Linked DNA regions of Mus musculus: region 1 is linked to region 2. A link is a contact called in ENCODE Hi-C or POLR2A ChIA-PET data. All regions are on one chromosome and are shown on one strand. Each heading gives the region's core, a stretch centred on a gene start or an enhancer-like site at or near the end of the contact. The rest is flanking DNA. Distances are from core to core; before and after follow the strand shown. Region 1 holds the start of Prss57 (protease, serine 57). Region 2 holds the start of Smarcb1 (SWI/SNF related, matrix associated, actin dependent regulator of chromatin, subfamily b, member 1).

Region 1 (4,672 bases), core at 1,936-4,435, 3.9 Mb after region 2:
AGGATGGCTGACAGCAGCTGCAATGCTAAATGTCTGCTGTGTGGGCTCTGGGGCGAGCAGTGCGTGGGCCCCCAGCACCACCAGCCCCATGGAGGGGTCCCTGCAGGCCAACAAGAGGAACAAAGTCACCAAGACTGCCCTGAAGTCATGAGGTCATACAACCCCACCCTCTCCAGGCAGCCTCCAGTCCTTGCAGTATTAACTTCCAGAGTTATAAAAATAAGCTTAAATGGAATACAATAAACCTTATTTGTTATAATTCTTAATTCCATAATACTATTTTTTTTTTCGAGACAGGGTTTCTCTGTATAGCCCTGGCTGTCCTGGAACTCAGTTTGTAGACCAGGCTGGCCTCGAACTCAGAAATCCGCCTGCCTCTGCCTCCCGAGTGCTGGGATTAAAGGCGTACGCCACTGCGCCCAGCCATAATACTATTTTGTAGCACTGAGTATAAAACTCAAAAACCTCCCAGGCTGGAGAGATGACTCAGCAGTTAAGACCACTGACTGCTCTTCTGGAGGTCCTGAGTTCAATTCCCAGCAACCACACATCTGTAATGGGATCCAGGGCCCTCTTCTAGTGTGTCTGAAGAGAGCAGCGGTGTACTCATGTACATAAAAATAAATAAACAGCCAGGCAGTGGTGGCACAACCCTTTAATCCCAGCACTTGGGAGGCAGAGGCAGGCGGATTTCTGAGTTCAAGGCCAGCCTGGTCTACAGAGTGAGTTCCAGGACAGCCAGGGCTACACAGAGAAACCCTGTCTCGAAAACCCAAAATAAATAAATAAATAAATAAATAAAATACATCTTTTAAAAAAAAAGAATTTAAGGGGCTAGAGAGATGGCTCAGTGGTTAAAAGCACTGACTGCTCTTCCAGAGGTCCTGAGTTCAATTCCCAGCAACCACATGGTGGCTCACAGCCATCTGTAATGGGATCTGATGCCCTCTTCTGGTGTGTCTGAAGACAGCTCCAGTGTACTCACGTGCATAAGATAAATAATAAATCTTTAAAAAAGAAAAGTGAATTTAAAATAAATAAATCTTAAAAAAAACCAAACAACCCTAAAAACCTCATGCTTCTCACTGAGCAAGCACTCTACCTGACCCCATCCCCACCCCTCACTGAGGGTTCTAGGCAAGGGCTCCACAAATGGGCAACACCCCCAGACTCTCACTTGGGGATTCTATGCGGGGCTCCATCCCTGAGCCACACTCCAGTTAAGACCTCTACTATTTAACTACTATCCTATAACTGTCTGTCTGTCTGCCTATGGAGACATGGTTCCAGACTGTAGCTAACACTGAGCTTCATTTTTCCATCCCCCTGAGCCAGCCTCTGGGTAGCTGGAGTCCCCGGACTGTGCTGCTCTCCCCACAGTTAATGTGAGTCCAAACAGTAGCACATGTCGCTTGTGTCGAAGATGATCATAGTTATTATGTTTGATTGTTATCACCAGAAGTGCCCGGGCGTGGGGGTAGAGAGTTGGTCCTGTCTGTGTCACATCCTGGCTTCCTGATGGCCTTAAGTTTATCCCTCAGTGGCCCCAGCATGTCACCTGTCACTGAAGCAATGGGCAGCTGACACCACCCAATGGGTATGAATCAGGAAGCCTCCACAGTAGTGATGGCCCTCGAAGCTCACAGAGGCCATATAGGGCCGGGAATGTGGCGTTACCTCATGGCCTCCAACAATGTAGGACCCACAGCAACCTGGAAGAGGTGGGGCAATGTGAGAGACAAGGACAGGACAGGTAAATCAAGGGCAATGGAGCACAGCCCTGGCAGGGAGTAGGGGTGGAGGCTGGGCTGAGAGGAAGGGGCAAACCTAGAGGGAGGCATCCAGGAAGCAAAGGCAGGAGGATCTCTGTGGGTTCAGAGTCAGCCTGGTCTACATGGAGAGTTACAGGCCAGCCAGGGCTACATGATGAGACCTCGCCTAAGAGTGAGTGTGTGTGTGTGTGTGAGAGAGAGAGAGACAGACAGACAGACAGACAGAGACAGAGACAGAGACAGAGACAGAGACAGAGACAGAGACAGAGACAGAGACAGAGATGAGACAGACAGACAAAGCCAGTCCCAGGCACCCTCAGCACCACATAAGCATGGTGTAGCAGTGCAGGCCTGCTGTTTCAGAACTCTGGAAGTGGAGGCAGGAGGATCAGGAATTCAAGGTGATTCCCTTTTCAGCTGCCCAGCTATTTCAAGGTGCCTGGACCACGAGAAACCCACTTTACTTAAGAGAAATAGAGGGGACCAAGTGGTGGGGCACACCTTTAATCCCAGTGCTTGGGAGGCAAAGGCAGGCAGATTTCTGAGTTCGAGACCAGCCTGGTCTACAAAGTGAGTTCCAGTACAGCCAGGGCTACACAGAGAAACCCTGTCTTGAAAGCAAACAGATAGACAGACATGGATGGATGGATGGATGGATGGATGGATAGATAGATAGATAGATAGATAATTAAAGACTGAGGCTAGGAGACCTTTTGGGCCTGTGATAGGTTCAGCAGGCAAAGGCACATGCTACCAAGCTTGACAATCTGAGTTTAATCCCAGGAACCCCTATGGTAGAAGGACAGAATCGACCCCTGCAAGTTTTCCACTGGTTGTGACAAGCACTATCTACATGTACTCTCTCAAAATAAATAAATGTAATTTTTAAAAAATAGGAGGCTTGGAGAAATGGCTCGTTATTTAAAACCCCTGGCTGGTCTTACTGAGGACTTAGATTCTAATGCCAGCATCTACATGATTGTTGGAACCGACTGTAAATTCCAGGGGATCTGATGCCACCTTCTGGTTCCTCCAGGTACTGCAGGCATGCAAACATACAGGCAAAACACTAATACACACAAAAATAAAAACAAAACAAAACAAAAGCTAGGAAGCCCAGTCTCCACGATCTTGTACCTGAGGTGGCTGAAGTCCCTACTGGCTGCCCCACCCCCACCCCATAGCCTCCTGCCTGAGCAAGAGTACACGTGCATCCTGTGTGGGAGCCTGGTCACCTTGGGTAGGGTCTAATGGCCATTTGGAGTTCTCACCAGGGAGCCACATGAGCTGGGTCAGGGCAGCTGCTGTAGTCAGCACCAGACAGTGCCAGCCTCCTCTTGTCCCAGGCACCATAGCTGTAGAGGATGGCATCTTTCTGGTGAGGTCTGCAGGTGCAGGAGGCACCCAACGGTTCAGTCCAGAAAGTTGTTCCGGGTCTGTGGTCTGTGGTCAGAAGGTGGAGCAGGCACTTCTGGAAATCAGGGGAGGCCACGTTACTGTTTCTTGTCTCCAACTGTGCTGCTCATGAAAACCCAGAAGTTTAGAAACAAGATTGGTTTGTGAGCTCAAACTCCCCTTGTACCTTCCTACTAGATTATCTGGCCACTGAACGCATTCAGACCTTCTCAGGGGACAGTCATCCTGGAAGCACCAACTCTGCTTATCTGTCTGTCCCCAGCCAGGTAGCCCAGGAGCAAGCACCTTGACCCTTGACCTCAGTTTCCCCATCATGAACCTGAGGTCAGTGAGGACCATAAAGCTAGTTCTTTGGGGAGGGCTCTGAGTTGGGCTGACTTTATTGCTTTTACTGAGGTCCTACTGTATACCATACTTCCTTGGAAGAACTGGGGACATAGCAGAGAGTGACCCTAAGGTCTGGAGTCCAGAGACCACCCATCAGGATATGTGCTGGGCTTGGGTTTCCTCGTGGTGGGGACCTTTGGGAGAGAAAGTTCAGTTATCTGGCCTCTAATTCAATACGCTCTTGAACTAGCTATCCAGCTGAGAATAGCCCTGAACGCCTGCCTGCCTCTCCCTCCTCTATCCTCCAAGTGCTAAGGCCACAGGTGTTGTCTACCATGGACCCACGTAAGGTGGGAACATAAGCTTCCCCTAGGTTGTGAGATGGAGCCCAGAGCACACACTGGCTGGGCTTGTACTGGTCCATGCTTGTTAGCAGATGCTGCAGCTTTAATTAAGTCTGCTACAGGCTATGCCCTAGTTGGCCTGTAGGACCCACCCCAGGGCTGATGCAAATGGTAGGTACCTAAGAGCAGAGAGGGGCTTGGGTGAACTCAGGGTGCACAGTGGTCCCAGACAGCTCAGGAAGGGGAGAGGGCTCAGGGTCAGCAAGGGCATCCTGCAGGAGAAGGCACTGTTGTCTTAGCAACAACCTCCCAAAAGGGTCACTCCATCCCCCACTGAGGATGCAGGGGGAAGCTCTGCACCATTGGCCTTTGAGGGAGCCAGGGCTCAGGAAGGTAGTAGTGACCAGACACAGAGCAGGAGGGGAAGGAGGGAGAGACCCCAGAGAGCCAGGGCCAGAGGAACATAAGAGAGTAACAGAAACAGGTGAAGGTGGAATGAGACAGAGAGGGAGGGGAAGACAAAGACAGAGATAAGGACAGAAAGAAAGCCAAGCCTGAAGAGGATGCATACCTTTAACTCCAGCTCTCTGGAGACACTGGCAGATGGGTCTCTGAGATTAAAGCCAGCCTGTTTTACAGAGTGAGTCCTTGCCAAACAAAAAGCAAGCAAGCAAGCAAACAAACAAACAGAAAGCAGGTCTGGGGAGAAGGCTTAGCAGTTTAGAGCACTGGCTACTCTTCCAAAGGACCTGGGTTTGGTTGATAGCACTCACATAGTGGCAGTGGATCTGTCCCCACTTCTGGCTCCTGTGG
Region 2 (4,719 bases), core at 1,775-4,274:
TGACAAAGGGACCGAGGGCCATCCATCATCCATACAATCCTGCCATAGGAACTGAAGACAGAAAGTACTGTATGACCCTCTGTTCTTCCCAAAATCAAAGCCAGGCCCCAAAGAGTGAGAAAACTGTCCATTTTGGTTTTCGTATAACTATTCTCAATCAACTGGGAAGGCCAAGAGTCAAGAGGCCAAAGGAAGGTTGTGGTTAGCTTTCTAAAACCTAAACCATGCCGTGCCAATGACCTCAAAACACAAGATTTCCAGTGTAAGCATCTCAGATGCTTAAGAAAAGTAAAACCAGCCAAGAAGGCGCGCTCAGTGCAAGACCATGTGCTTAGCGTGTACAAGGCTCTAGGTTCCCCAGCATGAGAAATGAGAACTGAGGAAGACAGAGAAAGAGGGCAAGGGTCAGGAGGCAGAGCAAGCTGTCACTACACCTCCCGAGGCTCTTCCCACCTGACCAGGAGCTGTCTTTCAGTCTCTCCACCACATGAGAATTTTCTTTTCAAAACTAGGGCTGAGGCCAGATTTACCCCTTCACTGGTCAGTTCAGGTAAATAAACATCTTTGAAGAAACTCTTCTGCATAGACTATTTAAAGTCCTTAACTGCCATACGCACCACACCTTGCACTTGAGCAAATGCCTAGTGGCCAACAAGGACCCTTCTGAGCTGTGAGAGATGTCCCCAGCACAGCCACTGTGGAACAGAGGCACAGAGGTGACAGTGTGATCAGTCTTGGCGGCTTGAGTTTTTTGTTTAATGGAAGATGGTGAAAACGGAAACTCTAAGTCTGGATGTTTCTGACAACATTGGTCTCACAACCTGATTCAACCGACACACTAATAAAATGGAGTGTATGTCACTGAATAGCTGCCAGAGGTAACGGCTGGCAGTCTGAAATGCCATTAGCTCTCCAGGGTGGGCACTTACCTCTTTACACATGTTACATGTCTACTGGATGACATTCACACATCTGAATTTTATCTTTTTGTTATTATTATTCCTTTCAAGACAAGATCTCACTACGTAGGCCAGGCTGGACTCAAAATCACCCTCTACTTCTGCCTCCTGAGTGTTCAGATTAAAGGTGCAGCCCAGTGCACTTAATAAACAAACAAACAAAAAAAGAGTAAGAAAGAAAGAAAAAAAAATAAGCCACATAAACTGGGTGTAGTGACACCAAGTGCTTTGATCCTGGCACTCAGAGGCAGGAGGATTTCTGTGAGTTCAAGTGCCAGGTCTACAAAGTGGAGCTACAAGGCAGCCAGTTACACGATGAGATCTTGTCTCAAAAAGAAGGGGGGATGGGGCTGGTGAGATGGCTCACCAGTTAAAAGCACTGACTGCTTTTCTGAAGGTCCCGAGTTCAATTCCCAGCAACCACGTGGTGGCTCACAACCACCTGTAATGAGATTTGATGCTCTCTTCTGGGGTGTCTGAAGACCGCTACAGTGTACTCATAGACATAAAATAAATAAATAAATAAATAAATCGAAAAGAAAAGAAAAGAAAAGAAAAGGAAGGAAGAAAGAAAGAGAGGAGGGGAGGAGAGACATAAACTGGTTGGGGGTTGCCCTTAGATGGAATGAAGTTAGTTTGAGATAGACAATCTGCACCAAAAAAAAAAAAAAAAAAAAAAAAGGTAGAAAGAAAGAAATTTCAGCTGAGCAGTGGTGGCACACGCCTTTAATCCCAGCACTCAGGAGGCAGAGGCAGGCACATTTCTGCCAGCCTGGTCTACAGAGTGAGTTCCAGGACAGCCAGGGCTACACAGAGAAACTGTCTCGAAGAAGAAAAAGAAAAGAAAAACAAAAAAAACAAAAAAACACAAAGATTTGGCTGGTCTCTAGGGTTAATTGAAGGGATTTTCTAAGGTTGTGGTTCTCAACCTTCCTAATGCTGTGACCCTTTAATACAGTTTCTCATGTTGTAATGACCCCCTCCACCATAAACTTTTTTCGTTGCTACTTCATAACTCTAATTTTTGCTACAGTTACGAATCATAATGTAAATACCTAATATGCAGGATCTTTGATATGCGACCCCTGTGAAAAGGGTAGTGGCTGGCGCACAGGTGCGATCCTAAGGAACCCTGTCCACCTGACTGCACAGAAGCTGTCTCTTCTAGCTCTGGGTTCTGGGTTAGCGACCCTTCAGATTTATCCCCTATAAAAACTCAAAATTAGTTCACTGATCTCCAAAACGTTAGTGCTTCCGACCTCAGGGCCTCAATCCACTCAAAAGCAAACATGTCCAATCACTTTCTAAACATCATAAAAGCTCTCTGCAGTCCACCTCGCAAGCAACAACACAAAGGGGAAGAGGCTTTCCTAAGCTTCGGGCTTACAAGTAGAGATTTCGAGACCGGGGCAGTGGGGTGCACGAGAGCTGCCAAAGGGTTCAAGGGCAGTGTTGCACCTCCACTTCCAAGCGCCCAGGGGCTTCCCGAACATCCTTTCCCCATCTGCCTAGAGTGTACCGGCTCGACGCTCTAAGCTAGGACAGATGCTTAGGGTCTGAACAACGTTAAGTGGGTAAAGAAAACCCAGGACGGTCCAGGCGGGACCGGCCACGCCCACCAGGCCACGCCCCAGCTGCGAGCACGCGCCCGCCTCCGCGATGAATGGAGGCGCGCTCTCGGGGAGCACTAGCCCGCCCCGGGACTCGAGCCGGCCAGCCGCTGCCCGGGAAGCCGAGAACGCGCCGCGGGCTACCTCGGAGCCGATCATGTAGAACTCCCCGTCGTCCTCCAGCTGAAACTTGACGGGCTTCTGCCCGAAGGTCTTGCTCAACGCCATCATCATCATGGCGGCGGGGGAAACCGGCAGCCGGGGTCGAGCTGGAAAGAATCCGGTGGGCTAGGGCGGGGCCGAGGCGCGTCGGACCGAAAGGAACGGAGGCCTGGAGGTGAAGGTCGGGCAGGGCAAGCCGGGCGAACCGGGCGAGCGCTCGTGTCACTACTGGGCTCCTTGGCCGTCTCTGCAACGAGCAGGCCGCCCTCGGTGCGCATGCGTGGAGAAGCTGACGCTAACGTGCGCGCCGCAGCCTGCGCGACTCAAGGCCGAGCGCGTTCCCGCAAGCCCTTAAAGGGACCCGAGTTCTTTTTTGCTTCCTAGGCTTCCTCCCTGGGCGGGTAAGGAGGAAAACCTCTCAGCGACCGAAATAGCCACTGAGGCCCTGACTCAGGCGGTAGCTTTCCTAGTCGCATAGCCAGAGCTGGCACTCCGCCCCGGGATGAAGGAAAAAAATGAGACGTTAAGCGAGGAGAAGGACCGCTCTATCTGGAAGCCCGAGGGAAGCTGGGTGGGCATGGCGACCCCACGCTAGCGCCTCAGGTTTTCCACCCGAAAGTGCGTTAGGAATAGCTAGCTATCCACTCCAGGCCAACAGCAGTTCCCGAGGCAGTAGGGATGGGAAGAATGACAATACTGGATGGAGGTTGGTACTATTCAAAGATCTAGGTGATGTGCCAGATGAACGGGAGGAGGCACTTGCATTCCTTCCTTACCTCTGCAAGCTTGGTGCCCACAAGCCCAGCCCTGGTCTGTGCCTCTGCCCGCCTTGGGGCATAACAGCCCCGAGAGAAGACAGTGCTTCTGGAACGTGTCCAAGCAGTCCACCCCCTGTTGAACAGAGCCGTGACTCCAAAATGTTTAATGTTTATTGTAGCACTATTACAGGAGCTTAAGTTATAGCCTAGCCTAGGTAGCTATTCAACAATAGAGGAATGGATGAAGAAAATGTAGTCTAGGCTGGGTGTGGTGGTGCAAGCTTTTAGCTTCAGTTCCAAGACAGTCAGGGATATGTTGAGCAACTCTGTCCCAGAAAACAAAAAAGAGTGTGAAATGTGTGTACATGTGTTTTTTGTTTTTCAGCCACAAAAGTGAAATTACATTGTTTTCAGGAAAATGGATGCAACTAAGATATCATATTAAACAAATCAGGCCAGTCTCAGAAAGACAAATACGTTTTCTCTCATTTGTGCTTTCTAGATTTTCCTTAGATACATAAAATATGTATTCCACAGAACATTAAAGTAAAAGTGACATTGTGTATGGGAGCAAAGGGACTAACAACCTAGTGTAGGGGAGGTGGGGGCATGGTGGGATGTGCAAAATACAAACACTTCTCTGAAAGCAGCAGGACAAACAGTGGCCAGCTTCATAAGGGTCAGTCTAATGAGACTGCAATTGTGACTGGGGTCATGATGAAGGAGATGTTAAAGAACTAGGAAAGGCTGTGGTAACCAGGAGTTTGCCCACTGATCTCACAGCCATGGGAACCAGAGGGTTAAGGGCCAGGGGTGGCTCACACTTTTAATCCCAGAACTCCAGAGTCATAGGCAGGCAGACCTCTGTGGGTCCCAGGACAGTCAGGGATGTATAATGAGACCATGCCTCCCTCAGCTCCCACCCCCAGTAGTTAGGCATGATCTGATAAAATGATACTGCTTTTGCTGAGACAGCCAGTCAGTTAGAAAGCCACTGTGGGTATACCTCTATTTGTTCAGGAATGGGACAGGAGAGACTCTAAATATGGGTCCTAGCCCCAGGGAAACAGTCTTGGGGCACAAAGGCTCTAACCCTTACTCCCAAATCTTGACTGCAAATTGCAAAGAAAAACAGACAGGCGCTTAGAAAACACTCATGTTTAATGACAGTCTTGGCTTTTTTGGGTTTTGTTTTTTGTTTTTTTAAAAAAGTCTTTATACACTGTATAC

The links. A loop is a pair of places that touch in the nucleus more often than their neighbours do. ChIA-PET counts read pairs that join two places held with the same protein, here RNA polymerase II (POLR2A).
Region 1: a map of T-helper 17 cell shows a loop between it and region 2 (5-fold over the local background). The contact joins the promoter of Prss57 here to the promoter of Smarcb1 in region 2. A Hi-C loop is called at or near these places in 1 of 37 maps with a recorded cell type or tissue (T-helper 17 cell). POLR2A ChIA-PET finds 5 or more read pairs at or near these places in 1 of 5 experiments (embryonic stem cell).

Annotation. Positions count from the first base shown.
Region 1 is chr10:79,785,800-79,790,471 of GRCm38, forward strand. It overlaps Prss57 (protease, serine 57), which reads right to left and starts at 3,186. Exons shown (of 5, transcript NM_001042710.1): 1 at 3,044-3,186; 2 at 1,559-1,712; 3 at 1-100. The coding sequence starts at 3,143.
Region 2 is chr10:75,918,590-75,923,308 of GRCm38, forward strand. It overlaps Smarcb1 (SWI/SNF related, matrix associated, actin dependent regulator of chromatin, subfamily b, member 1), which reads right to left and starts at 3,025. Exons shown (of 9, transcript NM_011418.2): 1 at 2,714-3,025. The coding sequence starts at 2,806. Mmp11 (matrix metallopeptidase 11) reads right to left here. Exons shown (of 8, transcript NM_008606.3): 8 at 4,633-4,719.